Linked DNA regions of Homo sapiens: regions 1, 2 and 3 are each linked to region 4. A link is an interaction called in ENCODE POLR2A ChIA-PET data of the cell type or tissue named here. Cell type or tissue: HepG2. All regions are shown on one strand. Each heading gives the region's core, and the rest is flanking DNA. Links, peaks and the distances in the headings are about the cores only. Region 1 overlaps MSI2 (musashi RNA binding protein 2). Region 2 overlaps MSI2 (musashi RNA binding protein 2). Region 3 overlaps MSI2 (musashi RNA binding protein 2). Region 4 overlaps MSI2 (musashi RNA binding protein 2).

Evidence for each region. Peaks named below come from ENCODE experiments on the same cell type or tissue, not always from the same donor. Only the 100,000 strongest peaks of a DNase experiment are listed, where the experiment ranks them.
Region 1: POLR2A ChIA-PET joins it to region 4 with 12 read pairs; 2 of 35 experiments call an interaction of 5 or more read pairs at or near these places.
Region 2: POLR2A ChIA-PET joins it to region 4 with 10 read pairs; 3 of 35 experiments call an interaction of 5 or more read pairs at or near these places.
Region 3: POLR2A ChIA-PET joins it to region 4 with 14 read pairs; 3 of 35 experiments call an interaction of 5 or more read pairs at or near these places.

Annotation. Positions count from the first base shown.
Region 1 is chr17:57,575,343-57,581,362 of GRCh38, forward strand. All of the region lies in intron 7 of MSI2 (musashi RNA binding protein 2), which reads left to right. Among named protein-coding and RNA genes, the nearest start is that of MSI2-AS1, 30 kb to the right of the region's middle. RefSeq lists enhancers at 3,613-4,113, 4,114-4,614. In HepG2, for the core only: no CTCF peak of the experiment used is centred there; DNase peaks (open chromatin) are centred at 2,599 and 5,059; H3K4me3 peaks cover 1,146 bases.
Region 2 is chr17:57,323,605-57,329,624 of GRCh38, forward strand. All of the region lies in intron 5 of MSI2 (musashi RNA binding protein 2), which reads left to right. Among named protein-coding and RNA genes, the nearest start is that of MSI2, 70 kb to the left of the region's middle. In HepG2, for the core only: no CTCF peak of the experiment used is centred there; no DNase peak of the experiment used is centred there.
Region 3 is chr17:57,558,649-57,564,668 of GRCh38, forward strand. The region is part of intron 7 of MSI2 (musashi RNA binding protein 2); the gene reads left to right. LOC107984993 (a long non-coding RNA gene) reads left to right here. Exons shown (of 2, transcript XR_001752947.3): 1 at 1-1,281. Among named protein-coding and RNA genes, the nearest start is that of MSI2-AS1, 47 kb to the right of the region's middle. RefSeq lists an enhancer at 2,722-3,222. In HepG2, for the core only: no CTCF peak of the experiment used is centred there; a DNase peak (open chromatin) is centred at 2,913.
Region 4 is chr17:57,404,667-57,410,686 of GRCh38, forward strand. The region is part of intron 6 of MSI2 (musashi RNA binding protein 2); the gene reads left to right. Among named protein-coding and RNA genes, the nearest start is that of MSI2, 150 kb to the left of the region's middle. In HepG2, for the core only: a CTCF peak has its summit at 3,872; DNase peaks (open chromatin) are centred at 2,215, 2,875 and 3,865; H3K4me3 peaks cover 1,337 bases.

The sequences.
Region 1 (6,020 bases), core at 515-5,514, 170 kb after region 4:
GGCAAAACCACATTTGACACCGCTCTAGGTGGCGGCTCAATGGGAGTGGAGTGCTGCGCATCTCCTGTTTGACCTTTCAGTCGCTGCATGGCTCTTCCAAGCTGCCGCAGCCTGGAGAAATGTGAACTTTCACCAAAGCCTTTGCAAATGAGCTTTTCCAGACAAGGCAGATGGCTTTGTTTGGCCAGGCCTGAGGACCCCGGGATTGACTTCCTTTCTGCTCTTTCTTCTCACTGTCCTCTTACTCCCCTGCACCTCAGACCTTCAGCTAAGCAGATTCCACTCCCCCTGGCCCAGGCTCTGGGTAGAAATTGGAAAAGGAGCCGGGCGCGGTGGCTCAGGCCTGTAATCCCAGCACTTTGGGAGGCTGAGGCGGGTGGATCACGAGGTCAGGAGATCGAGACCATCCTGGCTAACACGGTGAAACCCCGCCTCTATTAAAAATACAAAAAATTAGCCGGGCCTGGTGGCAGGCGCCTGTAGTCCCAGCTACTCGGGAGGCTGAGGCAGGAGAATGGCGTGAATCCAGGAGGCGGAGCTTGCAGTGAGCCAAGATTGTGCCACTGCACTCCAGCCTGGGCGACAGAGCGAGACTCCGTCTCAAAAAAAAAAAAAAAAAAAAAAAAAAATTGGAAAAGGAGGCTCTGGTGGATTGAAGAAGCAGCCCTGGCGTATTTTTCTTACTTAAAACTTGGTCTGGGACTAACTGCCTCTGGTCAGAACTGATTTAGTTTTTAGGAATCATTTGTAAGACAGACACTGTGGGAAGGCCATCCTTTAAAGCCATTGATTCCTGTAATAATTATTTGCTGAACACTGGCTCTGTGCTGGGCACTTATCAGGGGCTGAGGATATGGTGGTGAACAAAACCAACAGCAGTCCTGGAGCTCAGGCTCAACAACTCTATTCCTTGCACACATTCTAGCCGTGGAGAATGTGGGTTGTGTGCTTCTCACAGCCTTGAAGGCAAGGGCTGGATCCTACTCTCCATTGTATCCTAAAGGCCCAGCTGAGATTCTTTCATATAGAAGGTATCCAATGAATGTTTGTTGTAGGAATAGATGTTTTCTGTATTTCCTAAGACTCTAAAATGAATGTTACTTTTATAATCAGAAGACCATAATCCATGTTGGCTGGGTGCAGTGGCCCACACTTGTAATCCCAGCACTTTGGGAGGCCGAGGCAGGTGGATCACCTGAGGTCAGGCGTTTGAGACCACCCTGGCCAATATGGTAAAACCCTGTCTCTACTAAAAATACAAACATTAGTGGCACGGTGGTGCATGCCTGTAATCCCAGCTACTTGGGAGTCTGAGGCACAAGAATCGCTTGAAACTTGGAGGTGGAGGTTACAGTGAGCTGAGATGCGCCACTGCCCTCCAGCCTGGGTGACAGAGCGAGAATCTGTCTTTAAAAAAAAAAAAAAAAAAATGACTATAATCGATGTCTAATTTTAAAGAAAAAAAAAAAGGAAGGTTGGGCAGGGCGAGATTTTGACATGGTTTATAGGAAGCCTGGGGTTTTTTTAGTTGACTGTTAAGTTTTCTTTGAGGCAACAGGTGATGGAGCTGCTAAGGACGCCACCACAAAGGGAAGTCCAGTCCGGTATTTGGTTGCACTGCTCAGACCCCATGTGGAATATTCCATTCCAGGCATTTATTTTAAGAGGGGCATTGACAAGATAGACCACATCAGAGGAGGTCGTCTGATGGGGACCAGGACAGTATTACGGGAAAAATTCCAGAGGAACCAAGGAGACTCGAATAAGGAGAAATGAGGTGGCTACGTTAGATCTTGAAGGACTACCCCTGGGAGGGGGGCCAGGCTGCTTCCCCAACCATGAGTGGCCGTTTGTGAAGTTACCAAGAGAAAGGCTGATCCTTGGGCTGAAGAATTTAGCAACACCTCAAGATGCCCAACTCAAACAAGCTGTGTTTATGAAGTACCGAGGGGTGATGCCCCTTTCCCCAGAAATATTCAGAGACTAGAATTGATGAGGCAGCAAGATGGGGCCAGGGACCACTTTGCAAACCACTGGTGGGTCCTGCATTATGAAAGTCCAGCCTGGTCCAAACCGTCCCATTTCCAGACCCATAGAGCCCAACTGGTAATATTTCAGGAGGATTCTGTATAAAATTATATCTTTAAGCCCTGGTCTCCAGTAGATATTGGTTTAATTACCAGTTATTTACTGCCATGCTCAGTAGATGATAGACAAGCAAGAGAAAAGGATAAAATGAAAAAAATTAAAAAGAAAATTCCAAACCCTTTGAGGTAGTAGGAAGAGCCCCCTACTTGCTGAAGATGATTAAGAAATAAAGAGAAAGCTTTTCTTGGAGTCATGATGTAAGCCCAAAGGGAAAGTAGGTTCTTATTTATGAAAAAAGGTTATAACTTAAGCTGTTCAGAAGCACAGCAATTACTTGGAGTAAGATGCCTCTTAATTCATTTGGCCTCCTTTGTAGGTGGCTGAGTAAGTGTTTCTGCGTCCTCGGACTCCAGCCCTTCTTTGGTCGCCACTTGCTTTTGTTCACGGCAGGTCACTGGGTACTCCAGAGGCATTGTTGATAATAACATCTCTTTCCTCCCCCACACCACCCGCAAGCAAAGCTTTGGAAAAACAGCCAAGTGTTCAGCAAAGTGAAGGCTTCGCTTTTCTTCCTCCCCGCTCCTCCCCTTGTTGAGAAATCCCATTATCCGGGAGAATGATTGTGAAACTCCAATCTGTCTGCCGCTGAGCTGTGGGCCGTTCTTCTTGCCTCCTCCGCCCCTGCCCTGGTCCCCTTGTCTATCTGCAGGGGGAAGACAAATATCTATATATTAAAGCTTTAAGAATCTATAAATCTGAGTTGATTCTCTGCTGGTGACAGCCCAAGCTCTTTCCCACCACGTTTGACATGATCTAATGGGTTTACAGTTGTTTGAGTGCTTCTCTGAAGCAAATGAAAGTGCTTAGTTAGGGGACGTATGAAATGGCATTGTTTGTTCTGGGCACTACAGCAAAGCTAGGGGATCATCTTTAAATTATCCACCCTTTCTCTTCAGCCACCCCGCAGAACAAGGGGCTCTGCCGCTGAAGGAGCTGCAAAGACAGTTCCTACTGGCCTTGCCTTTCTGCTTGAGAGGTGCCAGGACTGGGGGGGTAGGATGCATCCCCAGCTGTATTCATTTCGCCAGGAAGCTTGGGGCTAATTGGGAACAGAAGAATGCCCAGGGGATGAGGGGAAGGGGACGGGAGAAGGATGGTCTCACCAAGGTAGAGGAGTGACAAATACTTGCTTCTAGCAAAACAGGAGTAAAAACAAGAGAGACTCCTAATGAGAGCTTTGGGGCAGTTTGTGCTTTCCATTCTCAGGGGCCAGCAGTGTGGGTTGGTGTGATTAGTTGCCTTGCTACTTGGCGCAAAACCAATTCCTCTTTTCAATATCAAGTTTCATAAGCGTGGAACAGTAACAAATCATTATAAACCCTCTGGGACTGGTGGGTGTGTGATGATGCGGGGTTGTTTTTCTTTTTCCCCCTCCTCTTTGATAAGCCCATCTTTTCAGCCCAGGTACATTTTTCCCATTGTAAACAGAAAATGGCATGGGAGGGAGTGTGTCTCGGAAACTTGCTGTATTGTTAATCTGTTATTAGGCAAAAGTCTTAACACCAGGCTGGGTGCTCAGATGCCTCATTGTGAGCTGGGGATGGAATTATGCATCATGAATAAAAACCGCTGTCAACATGCATTGGTTTCAAAACATTAGAGCATATGGTATGTGATTATCTGTATTGTCAAGTGCAATAAAGTGAATTTGGATATAATAAAGGATGTAATATTTTAGAAATTTGGTAATAAACTAAGGAAAGGATGACAGCTGAGGTTCCTTAAGGCCCCAGACACAAATAAATTGAAGTTACTGGTCTCTGTGGCCAAGTGGCAGAATGGCCGTAACATGGCTATCTGTGCTCGGTGATTTTCAAGTTGGGGAAAGCTCTGCTGTCGCTCGGTTGCCTTCTCTGGAGGACGCAGGGATGATCTGGCCCCCATGCTGGGTGGTGGGAGAGGCGGTGGCTCCCGTTGGAGACCCAGGTCTTGCCTCCTTGCCTGGCCTCAAGGTGTGCCCTGTGGCCTGCTCTGAGTGGCAGACGCATCTGCCTCCAGTCAAGGGCCGCCTTGTGCCAGCCATCAGGACATCTGAGGACCCCTCTCCCCTAGACAGTCACCTCTCAGTTAATCTCCAGCCCTCTTTGTCCCCATTTGGTCAATGGGAAGATGTTGCTGTAAACGCAAGGACCCTGAGCAGCCGCCCCTTGGAGGCAGCCGTCTTCTGGAACCCACATCCTACAGGGCCAAATTATTAAGTCATGACAGCAAGTCAATATAAGTAATGAGAATGGTCCTCTAGAGAGGCGTGAGTGCTTCAGCATCTGATGGGGGCTAGGAACTGTGCCAGGCTTCGGTGTACTCTCTCCTTAAATCCTCTATAACCCTATAATGCTGCTGTCCCTATTTGAAGGATGAGAAAGCTGAGACACAGCCAATCAGTTGTGGAACAGAGATTACAACCCATGTCTGAACCCAAAGCCCAGGCTCCTTCCACTTACAACCTTTTCTACAAATCCAGAGGCTCTTTCCATTCATAGTCCACAAATAATAACCCACATGTTCAGAAGGCCTCACCACAGGAAACTGGAAACCTTTACATTACTGGGTACCTAGGGCCTTGAAAGAATGTTCCAGAAAAAAAAAAAAAATAGAACCAGGTGACCAGCTGTCTCCTCTCTGTTCCCACTTGGGCCTAGCAGGGGCTGATCTGCCTTCATTATTCCTGGGGTTTTCCCTTAGCACTGATTTTTCTGTCCAGCTCTAGCAGGGTGAACCCATTTATCATCATATCCTAACAGTTTGCCTTGGTTCAGAACTCATCTTCCTCCTCTGGGAAGGGCTCCTGCCCCCACCAAACCAAAGTTTATCGATGAAGGCTGAGGCAGCATCTGTTTGCATCTCCTGACTGACTGCTTTTGTGTTTCTGACCCTGGCTTTACCTTGACCCCTGGCATTTGACTTCAGGGCTTGCCTTGGCCCCCAGCCTACAGGAAACCCCGGGTGAGGCCTGCCCCCCACACCCTCCACTTAGGCCTGGCCCCTTCCTTCCACCCCGGCATTCTGTGGCTCTTCCAGTCCTGGCTTCCAGTGCTGGTCTTGCTAGCTGCCCTGCCAGGTGGACGGCTTCATTAGTAAGCGTGAAAAATTGGGAGTGCCACCATCAGGCCAGGCTAAAGCAATTTGGATGGCTGGGAAAAGAGAAGACATTTAGTCCATTTCATGCCTGGATACCCCTGTAATTCCTGGGACAGGCTGGGAAGAGGCTTCAATAAACCCCTCTGGCCTAGGAATCTTGTGACCAGTTTGCACTGGAGACGACAACTAGGTGAGTTCAAATACACTTCCAAATCGCTCAGCTTTGGTACCTCAGAGGTGGCTCTGCTAAAGCTCTTATCACCGCAGTCAACATTTATTGATAGCTAAAGTATTTTCAAGTCTCAGCTGGTAGCCCACTCATTCCAAGCAATATTGGGTATAAAATCTTTATATAAAAACAACAGACTTGTGCAGGCATAACCAGAACTAGCATTATCTCATTTAATCCCCATGCCAGCCCCATGAGGTCAGCATCTTTTTTTTTTTTTTTTTTTTTTTTTTGAGACACAGTCTCGCTTTGTCACCCAGGCTGGAGTGCAGTGGCACGATCTCTGCTCACTGCAACCTCCACCTCCCAGGTTCAAGCGATTCTCCTGCCTCAGCCTCCCAAGTAGCTGGAACTACAGGCGTGTGCCACCACGCCTGGCTAATTTTTGTATTTTTAGTAGAGATGGGGTTTCACCATGTTGGCCAGGCTGGTCTTGAACTCCTGGCCTCAGGTGATTCCCCAGCCTCCACTTCCCAAAGTTCTGGGATTACAGGTGTGAGCCACTGCACCCAGCTGAAGTCAGCATCTTTATTCCTACTTTATAGGTGGGGACATAGGATCAGGG
Region 2 (6,020 bases), core at 322-5,321, 81 kb before region 4:
CCTGTGCTGCGCTGCCAAGCTCCGTGGAGGAGCAGTTGCCTAGGTCAGCGTCCTGTGGCCTCACCAGGGGAGACTTGTCTTAGTTGCCAGGATGGGCAGAGAAGAGGGGATGGAGCAGACACACTGTCTGCCGCTGTGGGTGTCAACGGGGGCATTTTAGGTGGATCATGGGGTAGCTATGTGTGGCATAGACACCCACTGATTTGAACGGACATCTAGGTCTTAATTTCTTGCACGAACTCATTATTTCCCCATCACCCTCATTTGTTCCTGCTGTATGAGGAGCATTCTTCCCACAGGTTCTGAGATGGTTTTATTTTTGGTGATGGCTGGATTTCCCAGGTTATGCAGCTGTATGTTAGGTGACAGTAAAAGGAAGACTAGGTTGTCCCTGTCCTTAAGGATCACACACACAAAAATAAGGCCAGGTGTGGTGGCCCATGCCTGTAATCCCAGCACTATGGAAACTGAGGTGGGAGGGTCGCTTGAGGCCAAGAGTTTAAGACCAGCCTGGGTAACATAGCAAGGCCATGTCTGTACGAGAAATTAAAACAATTTTTTTCCCTCATTTTGCGGGTGGAGTCTGAGGCCTTGGAGGAGGGGTGGCCGGGAGAGTCTCTGAGCAGCACAACATGGGCTGAGGCAGCGCCCCGCCGGAGCCCACACCCTGGTCCTGCGAGGGATGCAGGAGTGCCTGACCCAAGGAGGGGTACCGCATGAGGTGGCTGCACAGACAGGAGGCAGCTTTTCCTCATCTTACCCGCTGGCTCCCGCGGTCATATACTCCCCGGTCAGTCACAGACACCTCTGACCTCTGATGGGACATTCAGTGACACTTCCCTTGTAGCCCTTGGCTTTTCAGTTCCTGAAGGAGCCAGCAGGTAAGATGGGGAAAAGCTGCCTCTGCTGTCTTCCAAGTGGCTGTGCATGTTGGCCCATGGATACTTATATCTATGTCACCAGCTGACACCTCTCTTCTTCTGCCTGGCTCGGAAGGTGTTTTGTTTTAGTTTGGTTTGTCTTTAATAAGGGAGCAGTGGCCATTTCAGAGATGGGTGGCTGTAGATCCTCCTCCTGAACCAGCAGAGGCCAACTCCATTCCATCCTGGACCTTTCCCTCCTCCTTCACTTTCTTCCAGCCTCTCCTCTTGACCTGTGGCTCAGAAGGGCATGTGACAAGTGCTGTCCCCACCTCACTGACCCACTGATTGCTCTTACCAGATTTGCTTCTTTGAGCCACTGGGGCAGGGACTGACTGGGCCACATGCACCTGACTGCTGAACTTTGCCAACCTGCTTGTGAGCTGGAGGAGAGCAAGGCAGGCATGCAGAAGAGGAGGGTTGAGTTGCCACAGCTCAGAGCCCAGTGCTGCCAAAATCACCACTTTGTCATTTGGTACATCAGAAAGTGGTATCTACCTATGTTTATCACAGCACAGTTCCCAGTTGCAAAGATATGGAGCCAACCTAAGTGCCCATCAACTGATGAATGGATAAAGAAAATGTGGTATATATGCACTGTGGAATACTACCCAGCCATAAAAAAGAACAAAATAATGTCTTTTGCAGCAACTTGGATAGAGCTGGAGGCCATTATTCTAAATGAAGTGACTCAGGAATGGAAAACCAATTATCACATGTTCTCACTTACAAGTGCAAAGGCACACAGAGTGGTTTAATGGACATTAGATGCTCAAAAGGAGGAAAGTGGGGGAGGGTGAAGGATAAAAAAACTACATATTGGATGCAATATATGCTATTCAGCTAACAGGTGCACTGAAATCTCAGACTTCAGTATGCAATTCATCCATGCAACTGAAAACCACTTATACCCCAAAAGCTATTGAAATACAAAAATTATTAAAAACAAAAAAAGAAAGTGGAGTCTAAAAAAGGGACGTGTTTGAGTCCTGAACACAGAGCAAATGAGTGTGGGCTGTCTTCTTGCACCGGTTGCCCCCTCGGCCCTGTTAAGAGGCCAAGCCTGGGCACCACTGGGTGTGCAGCGGCTATTCCTCTTTTTTACCCCCTTTGCTGACCGAGTTGGTGTTGTCATCTCTTCCCTGACCATTTGACCCACCTCCAGCTGGCCACCTCCTTCCTCTGTTCCTCTGCCTGTCCATTTACCAGGCACCTACCCAGGGGGATTTTAGGAAAATGTAGATCAGATCAAATTCTTAAGGGGCTCCCATACGGATGCCTGCCGTACCAAGCGTGATGCTTCAGCATGACTTATGCACAATTTGGGATCTGCCCCGGCCTCATTTTCTGGCGTCTCCTCTTGCTACTCCTGCACACACATCTTAGACTGCGCTCCATGACCTGTTGTGTTTCCTGAACATTCTTCACTGATTGCTACCTCCTGCCTTTGCATCTGCTGGTCCCTCTGCTGGGAATGCCCACCTGCCTAGTTCAGTGGGGCTCCCTTTTTTCCTTCAAGCGGCAGCTTAAACCGTGCCTTTTTAGCAAAACATTTCCCGTCACCCCCATTAGGTTGTTTGCTGCTGCTGCTTTTGTAGCCTCTAATGCTTCGTTGCTGTATGGTGCAGGTTACAGACCCTTAGCTACAATTCTCATATCCCCCAAATTTTGAAAGCCAAACTTTTTTTTTTTGTAATTCATCTGGCTACAAAATCTGAACTGTCTTCAGACACTTGGTAGTATTTCTTGATCCCGCTTAGTGTGGCTATCTGTGGGTTTTGCTTACTCCCAGCGGGTTTGATCACAGGTGCTGTTCCAAGCCCTGGGGGAGAGGAGGTGGGTACTGTAGGCTATGTGATACATGACTTATTACCTGTCTGCAAGCAGAAACACCTACATCCAAACCGATTTGGCCCCAGGGCTTGGGATAAGAGATATAGGTCTGTATTTCTTGGTTCAAGTTGGCCTCTTCCTACTAAACTGTAGGGCCTTGGACTATGTCCTAGTCAATATCTTTGTGTTTCCTTAGAGGCCTCATGATTAACTGGCACTGTGAGAGTAAATACCCAGTGAGACTGTCTTGGTGAATGGATAATAGTAGCTAACATTTATGAAGCTCTCACTGTGTGTCAGGCTGTGTTCTAAATGCTTTACTTATTTCCGCTCATTTGATCTTAACACTAGCCCTATGAGAAGTTACTTATCTTATCCCTGTTTGATAGATGGGAAAACCAAGGCAGCTGCTGCTGAAGTAGCTTGCCTGGGGTCATGTGGCTTGGAAGTGGAGAGGGAGATTTGAATTCAGGAAGCCTGATTTTAAACCACGGACTAGTAGCAATTGGAAGGACTATACCTTGTCCCACTGCAGTGTTTGTGCCTTCTGGCTGTCACAGTTGGAATAGAACTGCTCATCTGAGAGTGTTTTTGATAGGGTGATAAAATGACTAGACATGAGAGTTAAGAAGGGAAAAACCTCCCGTGGTTATTGAGTGTTTTACTGAGTGCCAAATGGAGCTCGGTACTTACAGAAACAGACCATCCACTGGAAGTAATAGCTGTCTTCATGGTCATCTTGTCCAACATCTAAAAAGATGACAAACCACAGGGCTGGGCACGGTAATCCACCGTAATCCAAGCAACTTGGGAAGCTGAGGCAGGAGGATCACTTGAACCTAGGAGTTTGAGGTTGCAGCAACCTATGATTGTGCCACTGCACTCCAGCCTGGGTGACAGAGGGACACCCCATCTCTAAAAAATGAGAAAAAGAAAAAGTGACAAATCTGAGGCCCAGAGAGGTAACGTGACTCATCTGAGGTCACACAGCCAGTGTACATCGCAGGGACCCAGATCTAATACAGTGGGTGCCTTTTCTCTTGCTTCAGCAAGGTACCTGGAATGAGTGCTGAGTCCTGTGGCTTTCAGCCCAGAATTGTGGAAACTCTACCCTTGGTTGGCTATCTTCTTCCAGCTGACCATGTGATTTGTGAATTGGTGTCAGACAAACTTTTAGAACACAAGAAGTGTTCTATTCAACACGTCTCTTCTTTGTGGCATCAAGGGATAATGTGGTGTGTGGGGGCCCCAATCCTTTGCTCCTACTCTCTGAGCTTCGGGTAGACAAAACAGGATTGATTGTGTCTCTTTCACCAGTTAGTGTGATGACTGCTTTCACAATCTTGTCGCAAAAACCAAGCCACTATGGGATGCCTCCAAGGTCATTGGCTGATGGTGTTGTGCTAGGGAGGCCCTAGTTTGTGAGTAAAGCTGGGATATGAGGGACTTGTAGTTCAGGCTCAGCCTTCTGTTCAGGGTGAGACATTTGCCCTTGACTGCTTGTGTGTGTGGGAGCCCATTGTCAGGCAGGCCCGTAAATCTGGTCTGAGTTTGATACTTCTTTCCCCCTCCATCTGGGACAGGTGAGTTGCATTTCCCAGGAGTAGCTCAGATGTTTTTGGCTTCACCCCCTATAATTTAGTATGCAAAGGCACTACTGTTGGGGGGAGTGGGTAGGGGACACAGATTTCTTTCTTTTTATTAATTTCTTTAACTATCTGTTTATCTCAGCAAGGTTCATGTTCTAATAGCAAAATAACCAGACTCAAAGGTAACTACTTCTTTATGGCAAAAATCCCAAAATGTGCCTGTATTGGCTTCTGTCCATCTGTCTCTTTGTCCTTCTGTTCATCCATCCATCCATCCATCCATGCATCTACCTAGCCATCCATCCATGTATTCATCTATCCATCCATCCATCCATCCTTCATGCAGCCATCCATCCATGCATCCATTTATCCATCCATCCATCCATGCATCCATCCATTCATCCATCCTTCATCCATCAATCCATCCATCCTTCATCCATCAATCCATCCATCTTGTCCCCCATCTGGTGAATTCTTTCTTTCCTTGTAGGCTTTCTGATGTAAATGTAGACATAACTTTGTATATATTTCTCCTCTTAAAAAATTAGATCACATTATACATTTAGATCACATTATAAAATTAGACCCCACTACAGAAAACATGTTGTTTTGTAAGTTGCTCCCAGTGCAGTTTTTGCCGGTTACACACATCAACAGCAACATTTTCAATGGCAGCAGAATGCTCCATTGTATAGATATAACCTAATTTAACTAATCCTCTGTGGTTGGACAGCTGTGTGGCTCAGCTTTGCCTGTATAAACAGACAATGAACATCTTTGAAGAGTCTTTTTTTTTTTTTTAAACCCACTTGTTTGATTATTGCCTGAGGAGACATTCCTCTATATGGAATAGGTGGGTTAAAGTTTGTGTGTTTGGTTTGGGTTGGGTTTGGTGGAGGGGGACTTTGAATACATTTTGGTGGTTTATGTGGCTGAATTTTAGTTGTCTTGCTGATTCCTCAGTCATTAGGTTTTGGGGGCCCCGATAGGAATATAAATTCATTTTAATATTTGTGAATGATTAAGAAAGTAGATCTCTTGGGAGGCTGAGGCAGGAGAATCGCTTAAACCTGGGAGGCGGAGGTTGCAGTGAGCCAAGATTGTACTCCAGCCTGGGTGAGGGGAGTGGAGACTCTAGCTGGTGTGTGCCCTGAGATGGTATTTGGACAGTAGTACCCAGTAATGACATAGAAGATGCTGGGATTGTGTGTTGTTTCACTTTGCAAGAATGCATTCCAGGGGTTTATTTGAATTTCTCCCTGCAAAACAGCTCTACATTTTGTAGAAATAGGATTATTAGAGGAGGTTTTTAGCACCTTCAATTACATTTGGAAAACACTGTATTTCTTTTGGCTTGGTTGTTAAAGACAAGTAAATAATTTTTTTAAAAAGGTAAATGGTAATATTTTGCATTCCCAAGAGTGTGTTCTGTCCTTTAAAGTTGCTGTGTTCAACAGTAAATTATTTGATTCCTTCTAACAATACCCCTGTGTGGGAGGCATGTATAAACTTCCATTAATGGCAAACAACATGGTAAACCCAAGCTCAGAAATGTGTAATTTCTTACCCCTCTGGGTGGGCCAGAAACTCATAGTGGGGTTTTACTAGGATGTAACTGTGGGTGTTTGTGTGGGGAGGGTTAGGGGGTGTGTGTCACTGAGGGTATATAGAGGTTTTC
Region 3 (6,020 bases), core at 403-5,402, 150 kb after region 4:
TATAAAGCACCAGCCCTGCCAAGAGCAAAGAGAGGCTTGCTGGATCCCGCTGTCTCTTCATGGAGTTCCTGAATCACAGAACCTCCCAGTTTGTCTGTTTGCCTCCCATGTATCAAGAACTCAGAGGTTCAGCCAAGCGCGGTGGCTCACGCCTGTAATTCCAGCACTTTGGGAGGCCAAGGCGGGCAGATCACCTGAGGTCAGGAGTTCGAGACCAGCCTGGCCAACATGGTGGAACCCCATCTCTACTAAAAATACAAAAAAAACAGCGAGGTGTGGTGGCGGGAGCCTGTAACCCCACTACTCGGGAGGCTGAGGCGGGAGAATCACTTGAACCCAGGAGGCGGAGGTTGCAGTGAGCCGAGATGGCACCACTGCACTCCAGCCTGGATGACAAGAGCGAGACTCCATCTAAAAAAAAAGAAAGAAAGAAATCAGAAGTTCTTTGACATCATTTTAATTCATACCTTCTCCAAATCAGAACCACAAAAGCAGCATTACCTACACCCAGAATAGACACAGACATCAACAGAAGCACAAAGTGAGATGGAACCCTGTCTCCCAACCTGAGAGGGAGAGTTTGGGCTAAAACACGCCCATGTGAGGACAGCATTTGGAAAGTTAATGCTAAGGAAATAAGAAGGATGGGAGTAAAAAGAGGACAAGCCCCGATGTCCTGTTTATCAGCTCCCCCTCTCTCCTCTCCTGTCTCATCCGCTCCCGCCTTGAGGATAGCGTGGTTTCCCTGGACTCCTTTCCAGACCAGCTGCAGCCCCATTGGCAATACCAACTTCCCTAGCTGGGGTTGGCTGGACGGTGTGGTTCTTGGCAGAAGATGACACATGGGTAGCAGAGTGACTTTGGCTCCTGCATCGAGTGCTTGTCTCAGCCCCATCCATAGCCATATAGAATCCTAGTGGTGAACATGCAACACCCCTGAGAGCCACTGACCAGGCAGGCACTGGGGTGAGGGAAAGTGAGGGGACTGTGTGGGACCAGCTGTGCTGACGACAGCCTGCCACCCAAGGGATGCCTGTCCCTGCACCCTGGCTTTGTTCCTGCACCTGGTCCCCAGGAAGCCAAATCCAGTGCATTTTTCCAGCTTCTGCTCAGAGACAGCCAGTGTCTGCAGAAGGGCCAAGGCCACTGGACGTCTGGAGAGAGTCTGGCCACAATGGCCAAGTGGTGGACGTCTCCACAGGCTGCCCCGTGCCCCTGCAGAGGCAGGGCTTCATGAAGCAGGAGCAGGCAGCTCAGACCTGGGCCGGGCCACCTGTGCAGGTAACTCCTTCACTGCTATTGGTCGGTGGAATTGTAAGATCAGTTCTTCAGCAGGATGCTGCGGGTTTTCTGAGGCCCGTGGCCATCTGGATTTGTGCTCCGAACATATTATACCATGTTAACAGCTTTTAAAGTAGAAACACATGTGATTCTGGAAGGCTGGGATGGGGCAATGGAGGAGACTGTTTAAAATTGCTGTTTGGTATCTCTCGTAGTACAGTAGCAAAGGTAAAAACCTATTATGGTCCACGGAAGCAGTTCATTGCGTAATGACATCTTCATAACTTGCCCTGCTAGCTGGCTTTTCTCACAGTCTCTGCGGGGAAGTTTTGTTCTTTTAAAATATTTTCTGGGGTGGTGGAGGGGGAGAGTTTGGAGGCGCTAAGCCCCTCCACTGAAACTCCTGGGATGGGGGACTTGCAGTAACCCGTGCCCCTCCGAGGAGCCCTGGAGCGGGGTTGGTGGGGACACTTCCACCCACTTCCATGGGGATTTACAAGGTCTGCTTCATGGACATTTTCAAAACTCTTCTCTCTGCTACTTCCTCCCACCACCCCCAGATCACCACGTTTTGGGAGAAGAGTGGTTGGGAAACAAAGACTCAGATATCAGCCTGCCTTTTAGAAATCCCAGATTTTAACCACCTACCAGCTGAGCAACCTTAGGCCAGTTATATAATCCTCAGAGCCTCTGACTCCTTATCTGCAAGATGGGGTAACAGTAACACATGCCTGCTATTATTTATTACTGATGTTGCTGTTTCTGAGCAGTATAATAATGCTGCTATTATTAACAATTACTGCCGGTATGGAGAGGAGTCATTAGGGCAATGCCTGTACGGTTCCTCGCAGCTCAGTAAAGGCGGTGGTTGCCACCAGCACAAGCATGCCTTGCAGGTTGGTTTTGGTTATTTAATCTTTGCCAAGTAATGCATTGTGGGTTTCTGTTCTGTGAGCATCCCAGGAAAGGAGGCAAGCCAGTTTCGCCCCAGTGGAACTGGGGCAGGAATAGAGGTGGAAAGATGGAAAGCCCACCATCCTCCCAGCTCCAAAGGAGCTGCTCCCTGCTTCAGGGGAAATGGTGACTTTCCAGAGCCCATCTAGCTGATGAAGCAAATGGCGGTGAGGTCGGTGCCCTCTGCACAGGCTGATGTGCACATTTAGGGAGTCAAGTATGGAAACCTCTTGTTCTTGCACTGTCTGTTCTTGAGCAATCATGAAGAGACCTCACAATCCAGAAGAAACCAAGCGAAGTGATGAAACCACAGCCCTGAGATGGAGAGATGGCGGTGTGGGTGGGCCTGGGAGCTTTGCACAGGGTTCTGTCTAGGTGGAGGGTGGGAACATTTGATATTTTTGCCCACCTGCCTGGAACACACTGTATGTGCAGTTGCGTCACCCATGTCTCAGTCCCTGAGGCCTGTCAGCCCCAAGCAGGCCCCAGATATCACAAAAATCCCCGCTCTTGCTCTCCCGTCTTGCTGTTTTCTGACCCCAGCATATCCATTTCTGTGCGGTTTATTCTGAGAAATCCTGTGTGAATTGTGCTTGAACTAGCGGGTCAGAGACTGTCTCCCACCTCCACCCCCACCTGACCTTTCATCCAGACTGCAAACAGGAAGCAATAAGAATTGTTTGCCCAGTTGCTGCTTTGATCTTCTGGGCCCCTTTTGGGGTAGGAGGCTGTGCTAATGAGGAAACATGGGCCAGAAGTCCACAGGCAGGGGAGCTGTGAGGACGACAGAAAGGTAGGAAACCCGCAGCCAGGTGCTCCAAGAAATGGTAGCGTGTGCCCAAGAGCAGTCTCTGCCGCCCCTCTTGAAGCAGCACCCCTTTATCCAGAGGGGATCGGCTGCATGTTTAATGAGAACTTTAGAGGCCTGGAAGGTGCCTACCTAAGCAATAGCAGGTGGCAGTGGCCCCATTTTAAAGATGAGGAAACTGGCACCCAGAGAGGATTGGTTCAGACGTTATTCGAATTTGCAGCTTTGGAGCCCAACAGGCCTGGATTCAAATTCCGGTTCTTTCTACTTATTATATATATAAGCTACTTAACCTCTCTGACCCTCTCTGATTTTCCTCATCTGTAAAACAGGGATAAGAACACTTCTTCAGATGTGATTGCTATAGATTAAATGAGGGAACATATATAAAGAGCCTGATATATAGAAGTGTCCAATAAATAGCAGCTGTTGTTTTCCATTTATCTATCCATCTGCCCGTTCATCCATCCATCCCCATCCATCTGCCCATCCATCCATCCTTATATCCCTTCACCCATCCGCACATCCAGTAAACAGTGATTGGTAAGCCAAGTGCTGTGGCATCTCAAGATGTTCAGAAATGGATCCTGGCCAAGAAGCTTATGTGTCTAGAGACATTTCTAAGACCGTACTTCCCAGGCCTCTTCTCATGGTGCTTTCATACACAGAGGAAGCATTCTTCTCTTAGCAAAGGCATTGCCTGCTGGTCCCAAGCAACTCCTACCCTGGGCACTGGTGTTGCCTGTGGCCTGAAACCAGGGATCTCCCTCTCCTAGGCGACTGGAAGTGCAGAGCTGCGTAACACAGCCCTTCTTAGATCTGTGCTGTCGTAGCACGCGACAGTGGGTCCCAGCTCTCCAGCAGAATGCACCCACTGCTGCACATGCTGTTGGCCAGCTTTCTGGAGGGTGGAGGAGAGCCATCTTTTAAAAATACTATGTTGGGAAAAAAAATACTTCTGTTTTCATTTCACCAACATAAAAAAATGTAGTCACTGCAAACACTGACAGGCAAACTGGTGGCTAACAAATCAGATCCTCAGGGACTGCACGAATGGAGAGATAAGTCTTGGTGTGTGAATTGCACACGGACTATTTTTTTTTCCTTTTTTAAAAATGCGTACAGGCCGGGTGCGATGGCTCATGCCTGTAATCCCAGCACTTTGGAATGCCGAGGCAGGCGGATCACCTGAGGTCAGGAGTTCGAGACCAGCCTGACCAACATGACGAAACCCTGTCTCTACTAAAAATACAAAAGTTAGCCAGGTGTGGTGGCGCATGCCTGTAATCCCAGCTACTCAGGAGGCTGAGACAGGAGAATCGCTTGAATCCAGGAGGTGGAGAATGCAGTGAGCAGAGATCGCACCACTGCACGCCAGCCTGGGTGACAGAGCAAAACTTCGTCTCCAAAAAAAAAAAAAAAAAAAAAAACAGTGCATAGATTTGTGGGGTCCATGTGCAGTTTTGTTATGTGTATAGGCTGCATAGTGGTCTAGCAGGATTTTTTTTATATCCGTCACCCGAACAACATACATTGTACCCATTAAGTCATTTCTCATCACCTACCCCATCCACGTGGACCATTTTTCATACCAATGGCTGCACACCTTAGAGGCTTGCTCTCTTTAGTGATTTAATTGTTTCTCCTGTTGGTTCCTGTGGAAAGTTCTGTTTCTCTCCAGCCCTACACTTGGGGACCATTTATACTCACTCAGGCTTTCCCACAGCCCTGTGAGATAAGGACCCTTGTACACATGGAAAAACTTGAGAGCAGGTAGGCCACTGCCCAAGATCCCAGGCAAGCTAGAACCAAGCTGGGAAGCGGGCTCTGGGCCCAGGATCAGAACCCCAAGGCCCATTTCCATTCTATCCCCAAAATAGTGAATGACATTGGATAAAGCACAATCCATGTCAGTAATCTCCAGTCCTTCCTAATGTGGACTCTCGCCTTCCAGCATTTAACATACCCATAATGGCCCCATTTTAGTGGCTGACTGTCTGTCTGTCTGTCTGTCTGTCTCTCTCTCTCTTTCCCTCTCACACACACACAGGCGCGCACACACACACACACACACACACACACACACACACACATAGGCCTCTGTACAGATGGACCCTGCTTCCAAAATGGAGAGTTTGCATTTTCCTTTCATCCCTCACCTCCTAGTCCCCAGGCCCTCCGCCCTCCCTAAAGATGCTGTGGTGAAGGGGTTCTGGAAGATCCCATTGTCTGGCCTGTTACACGCTCTGCTGAACAGCCCACCTGAGCCAGAATGGGCCTGGGCACCTCCTCTGAGGCGTGTCACATTTCCCAAGCGCAGCCTGATGAATAGGACGTCCTTTATGGCCAGCCCCCTGCACGTGTTTCTCTCTGTGCAGCTGATACTGTTGTGCTCAAGACACAAAGGCCCCCATGTCCCTGGCTGCCCATCCTCTCTGCCTGTGTGAAGGGCGTGCCATGTGTTTGTGGATTTCTTGCTGGAACAGGGCACAGATGGCTGGGTTTGAGTGCAGCAGTAATTAAGAATTGCCCAGGAGCTAACATATTTATGGGCACTGGCCCAGGACAGCCCAGAAGGTCGCCTTGTAATCAGGCATCACGTGACTCCTAGGAGCCAGTTAACAATGGTATGGCCGTGGCTTGCATCCTCTGCCCTGTGCCCTTAGAGGGTTTTCTTTTTAATTGGGGACATTTCTGAATGCATTTGGGTCCTTCCTCTGCTTTGGGGGAAGCTCTGATGTTTCTGGGCCTCAGTGGGTCCAAGTGAGGTGGCCTGGAAACCACCAGTAAGCACACGAGGTTGGGGTGATGATGATGGTGAGGCCATTCTACCCATCTCATGGCTACTCAAAGTCAGTATTGCAGTCTGAGTCCTGGGCAGGGTTCTGGAGACAGTGCTGCTGTCAGGGGAGCTCCAGCCCTAATAGGAGACTATTTAGGGCATTTATGGAGCTTGCAGCCTGTGTCCAGCACAGTG
Region 4 (6,020 bases), core at 651-5,650:
CGAGGTGGCAGCTTCTCCAACTGTTTATTTCAGGTGGCAATCAAGATGGGTAAGACTGCTATCAAGGGGCTGAGCTAAGGGAGTTTAAATATGTCATTACTGTAAGTGGAGTGGGTACAGAGTGACACACCGGGAGCTTTAAATAACTTAAATTGGAGGCTTGTAAACCCTTTTGTGTTTTTCTTCCACCTTCCTCCCAGAAAACACACCCCCTCTCCCCAAGGTTAGAGATGTTGTTACTTGTTTATATTTAAGATCAGGTCACGAAGCGTGGCCACTGGCATAAGGACTCTGCCAACTGAGGTTAACAGCTAACAGGTTGGCAGAATCCACACGTCACCATGAGCTACCCAGGGGTGAAGATGGCATTCCCACCCCTGGGTAGCTGTTCCGGGGTTGTCTGTCCTTGGAGAAGGGTAAGGCAGCAGATACTCCAGGGCTTCATGCTGGGCCTAACAGTGGACTGACCTCCCTGGGACAGCCTGATGGGTTGTTCCTTTGCTGGCCTCGGCTTCTCTTCTCAGGGAAGGGGTTGGAAAACTTAAAAAGGGCCAGATATTAAATATTTGCAGCTTTGCAATCCATGTAGTCCTTGTTGCAGCTACTCACTTCTGCTCTTGTAGGATGAAAGCAGCCATCACCAGCAGGTAAACAGATGCATGTAGTTGTGTGCCAATAAAACTTTATTTACAAAAACAGGTGATGAACCAGATTTGGTCTGTGGACCATAGTTTGCTGACCCCTGGACTGAATTATTCCTGAGGTTAGTTTTAAGCTTGAAAAGTCAGTAATGTAGAAAGTATTCAAACATTAATAGGATGGATAGATTATAATCTAAGGTATCTATAGGCTATAACCAAAATAATACGTTGTCAGTAGTAATAAGCATGGTATATAATCAGCAGTCTAAACCATGTTAGAGTTTATTTTGGGACTTCATGACGCAGGGACAGTGAAGGGATTCTTTATTTGGAAAAAGCCACTATTTATAAACTGGAACTTCATCCTATGAGTAAGAGCCAGAAAAACTGTTATAGTATTTCCATCTCCCTATTTCACCAGCTAGATGTAATTAATGACACTCGGAATTTTTGAGGTCCAGGTTTTACTATGAAGATCCTTTTACTGTGCGCTGTTTCTGAATTGGAGTTACTGGTGCTAAGCTTTCTAATGCATTTTACAATGTGCTTCTCAAGGGTGTCAAGTGAGATGGTTGGCAGATCTATTATGTAGGTGGTGAGGCTGATGTTGAGAAAGGTGAGGAAGTTCTCCAAGATCACTCAGCCCATGCTGAGGAGAGCCTGGATAGTCACTTGTTTGTGCACAACCTACCCTTCGCCTCTTTTTACTTTTATAAAGCCCCACCTCCCACTTTACCACCAAGCAGCATCTTTCTCAGAAGGAGCAGGTTTTGTTCATTTGTCAAAAACGTTGATATACAGTAATTTGTTTTACTGCCCTGGGTTTCTTAGTGGACGTTATCTGTGTTCCTGATTCCATACACACAGGAATGATGTATATAGGCCATTCCAAAAAATGGCAGGTAAATGATGCTCCAGATATGCCCGTGTAGACCCTGGCGACGAGGCGGCCTGTTCTGCACTGTTCTCCCGGCAGAGCCACCCGGAAGAGCCCAGCCTGGTAATTAAAATGCACTGGATCAAAGAAACTCCACACACACGGGCTTCCTCCTTCTCCCCTTCAGGCCCCTCCTTCAAGTACCGGTTTCTTAAATTCTCACTTATAGGATTTTGGAGATCAAAAAGAGGCCTTTAAACTTAATGAATTCTCCGCTTCGTCCCGGATGGAGCCGTTCCGCACCTTTCAGCTGTTCCCGGGAATGATAGGGCAGCTCAGTGCCGAGCTCGCTAGGTAATTCTCGCTTTCTAGAACTCCTGTGAAAGCAAAGCAGCCCGCATTTGGAGGCTTCCAATTATACTTCACATGGTGAACTGTGTAATTAGTTTGGAAGACTTATGCTTAGTCATTGGTTTATCCTAATCGGCTTTGGCTTTCCCCAACAACAAAGTGAGCTTATTTTGCTAAGCTGAAACGACTCTGCACCCTTTGTTCCTGCCTTTTATTGTCTCATTCCTTTCATTCTGTGTTACTGCCAAAGTTCTGTTTCATTAGGCCTACAAGTCATTTCCAATTCAGTGGGCTGCTACAATCCGGCCTTTATCACGGGCTGCTCTGGTTCCCATGTCCCTTCTGGGCCAGTGCCTGAGTTTGTGGTTTGACATGAGGGCTTTAACCCCTTCCTGTGCCAGCCCCTCACTGTGGTGGCCGGGAAGAAAAGGCCTTCCAGGAACCGGCGTGGAAAGTTACAGCTCTTGAGGTCTCGTCAAAGTGGGAGATCGCTGTGGAAACCAGGTGAAAGGGTCCTTGGAGCCCTTTGTGTCGGATTGGGGTTGTGTGGGGGCCCATAAAAGTTAACTTGAGCTCTGGAGAATGGTGTGTGAAAGCTTTTTAGGGGAAGAAAAAAAGAAAACAAGAGTGAATTGTTTTTTTTAATGTAATGAGACCTTCCCGTTTATCCGGCCAGCGTGGGCGATTGTGGGTGAGTGAGGCCCGAGGAAGCGCTGGGTGCCTGCGATCTCCCAGCTCCGGGGTTTTCTGTGCAGGTGCGAAGCTGCATTCATGGCCCCCACTCAGACACCCCTTTTGATACTGTATGTGTGAGGAGAGTCATACCTGGAATAAAAGTCTCATAAAGCCCTTTGAAATTTAAAAGGCATGAGATCTGTGAGAAGATAAATAAGCCTGAGAGTGGACTGTGATCCTCAGGTAGTGTTTTCTTGCTTTAAATGTGTGTCGTAGATAAACAGAGCTCTGTGCAGTGTGGTTCTCTCAGAGGAGGCTTGGAAAACAAAAGTCTTGTGTGTCCTTTGTGGACATCTGAGCTCCCGTGAGGCTTTGTCCTCTGAAGTGGTTCATGTAGGTGGGTTGCCCGGGGAGTGGTCAGCCTCCCGGGCCTCACCCTGTCCTCTGCTCCACCTTTTTCTGGAGAGCCTGGGTGTTGCCCTTCAGACCTTCTTCAACGACAATTGTAGGCTGGACCAGGAAGGACCATGCGCACGCTCTTCCCTGGCTGAAGGCTACTTTTGTGTTTAAATTTTCTTCCTCTAATAGCCCAGAACAAAGCCAACACTGTCCCCATGTTTTATTAATCTTCTGCCTGGTTTGTGTCAGCATCTCCCTCTGGAAGTGTGTCATAAGGGGAGGGGACTTTATTTGCCCCCTGACCCCTGGCCAAGCTGCTCAGTGGGAAACAGCACAGCGAGTAGACAGGAGAATCCTGCTTCCTCTGCCTCCTCCACCTTCTAGGCCAGGTGGCAGAGGCAAACAAACCTTACCCATGAGTAATATGATCCTGGGGCTTTGCAGGTAAACCCTCCTGCTAAACAACTTTGTGTTTTCCTGGTGAACTTTTCCTCCATAGACTGATTTCGGCTGAAGCCAGTAAGGTTGTCGAGTTCTAAAGATTGAGCACCCTAACGTTACTTCTCTTAAATTTTCGTATTTTTGCTTCAAAAAGGAGATTCTGAAATACTGGGTTTCTAGGAAAACTTCCCATTTCCCTCTTAGTATATAAAATATAGCCAGCTGTTGTTAGGCAAAGGCATCAGACATTATTATTGCTCGTTAACAGTGTTTTAAAATATACAAATAGAAAACTAGGATGCCTTCTGGGTAGCAAGCTGGGAAAACTTTGAGATTGTGCTAATCAAATGCCATGTGCATTTGCATAGTAGGTAGAGGAACAAGGCCGAATAGAAGAACAAGGCTCAAACTTCAGCTTTGCTGTTTGACCGCATTTCCTGGTATGATTTAGCTGTATTTACTTTTTCTGCTGCGGCAAGGAGAGGAGAGCCAGCGGTAGGGGAGCCCTTGGGCACAAAGGAGTTAATGAGCCCTGGGTGGGTAGGGGCGGGGGGGCGGTATGAAGTACTTCCACCAGCTCACCTTCCCAGAGTCCTCCTGGGCCCTCTGAAGACGTCACTTAACAATGGAGTTGTTAGTAGGAGAAAATAAAGCCTTTTTCTCCCTAGATGTAGTTCAGTGGGAACTGAAAGTGTACCAGAAATCATGGTTCAAGCTTGTGCCAGTGGGTGCAAGGGGTGGTTCTTATGGAGGAGAAAGCGCAGTTCATTTAGACTTGGCATTGAAATCGAACTCTGTTGTTCGGTGGAGTGAACATTGATATGGAGATTCCCACCCGCCCCCCACCTCCGTAGGATACCCCCTTACACAGGTCCTGTATGCTTTTCTTTTTCTTCCATTTTCTTTCTTTATTTTCTTCTTTTGTCCTCTTAGAAATAGTCTCTCTGTAGACCGGCCAGATTTGTCAAGTTACCACCCTCTAAATTTTTACAGCTCCGTATATTCAGACTTGGTATTTGTGAATTAGCTAAAAGTGGGCTGCCAATCTGTACTTTATTTACATTCGAAGCCATATTAGTGAGAGCCCCAGAAAAAAATGTTAATATGCAGGAAGAGGCAAAAGGGTTGAGTTTCTGACTGTTGCTAACCTCACCACTGCCTTTAAAACCAATCATGAGGCACACGGCTGATATTTAATAGCTTTTAGCTGATTATTTTTCTTCTCCTCCTCTTTCTTTTCTATCCAAGTTGACCTGGGTGTACTTGAGTGGAAATGAAGTCATCCAAATGCTGAATTAGAATAATCACAGGCCTCTAAGAATGAAATGGAAGCAGAGATTAAATGGCGGAGGGAAAGCCGGCATTAATAAGGACCAGGAAAACTTTGCATAAAATAAATAGGAGATGGAATAGATTGAATTTGTATATGCTGCTTCCATTTCTTCCTCCATTTTGTGTTGTCTTCCTAAGTCGAGTTACTGGCAAAGTGGGATTTGATTTGCCACAAGGACTCATACCTTCTGCAGCCTAGGTGATGGGCCTTTCTTCTTTGTGGGACGTTTGTGTGACCATTGATGTTTCCAGGAAGGAAGAATCTGATGGAGGGGCTGTTACCATGAAATGTTGATGATTACTTGGTACAAGTAGTGCGTGGGAGACAGATGAAAGAGTGTGGGGCACAGGCACAGTGGCTCACGCCTGTAATCCCAGCACTTTGGGGGGCCAAGGCGGGCGAATCATGAGGTCAGGAGTTCGAGACCAGCCTGGCCAACATGGTGAAACCCTGTCTCTACTAAAAATACAAAAAATTAACTGAGCGTGGTGGTGGGCACCTGTAATCCCAGCTACTCGGGAGGTTGAGGCAGGAGAATCTCTTGAACCCAGGAGGTGGAGGTTGCAGTGAGCCGAGATCGTGCCACTGCACTCTAGCCCGGGTGACAGTGTGAGACTCTGTCTCCAAAAAAAAAAAAAAAAATGGGGAGTATGGGAGCCAGTGCACCACAGGCCAACTTAATATTATGATGATTCCTCCTCGTAGGGAGAAGACCTGGGCAGGATGCAGGTAGGGTGACTGGTTGTCTGGGTTTGCCTGTGACTAAGGGGGTTTCTAGGAACTTGGGCCTTGCAAACTAGAATGAATTGGTCACCTTCAAGCGGAGTCTGGAGAAGTCAAGACACTTGGCCTGACACTCTAAAAGGGTCAGCATCTTCCTTGACCACCTCCAAGGAGATTTAAATACTCCTTCCTGCGTGCTCCAGAACACTAACTTCATACCTGTTTACATTCTGCCTTCTTCATTTAATCCAGCTGCTGGGTAAACAGCCAGCATGGGGCCTTGCGTGAGCACAGGCCGGCAAGTGTTAGATGAGCAAGTGGCTGCTGAAGGCAGGTCAGACAGACCCACAGTCTGTCTGTCTGTGCACCCCTCTGGGCTTCTATTTGGCGATTATTTCTGTGTCTCTTGAAAAAAAAAATTCTGCCCCAATGTAGCGAAAAGTGAGCTTCTTGTAGTTAAAGAGCAAAATAAGGATTTAATTAAATTAAAAAAAAAAGAAAAGAAAACCCAGCAGAGTGGTTTGTTTACAGGAAGTCGTTTTTAGGTGGTCTGTTATAGAAGATGTAATTTGTGAAAGTA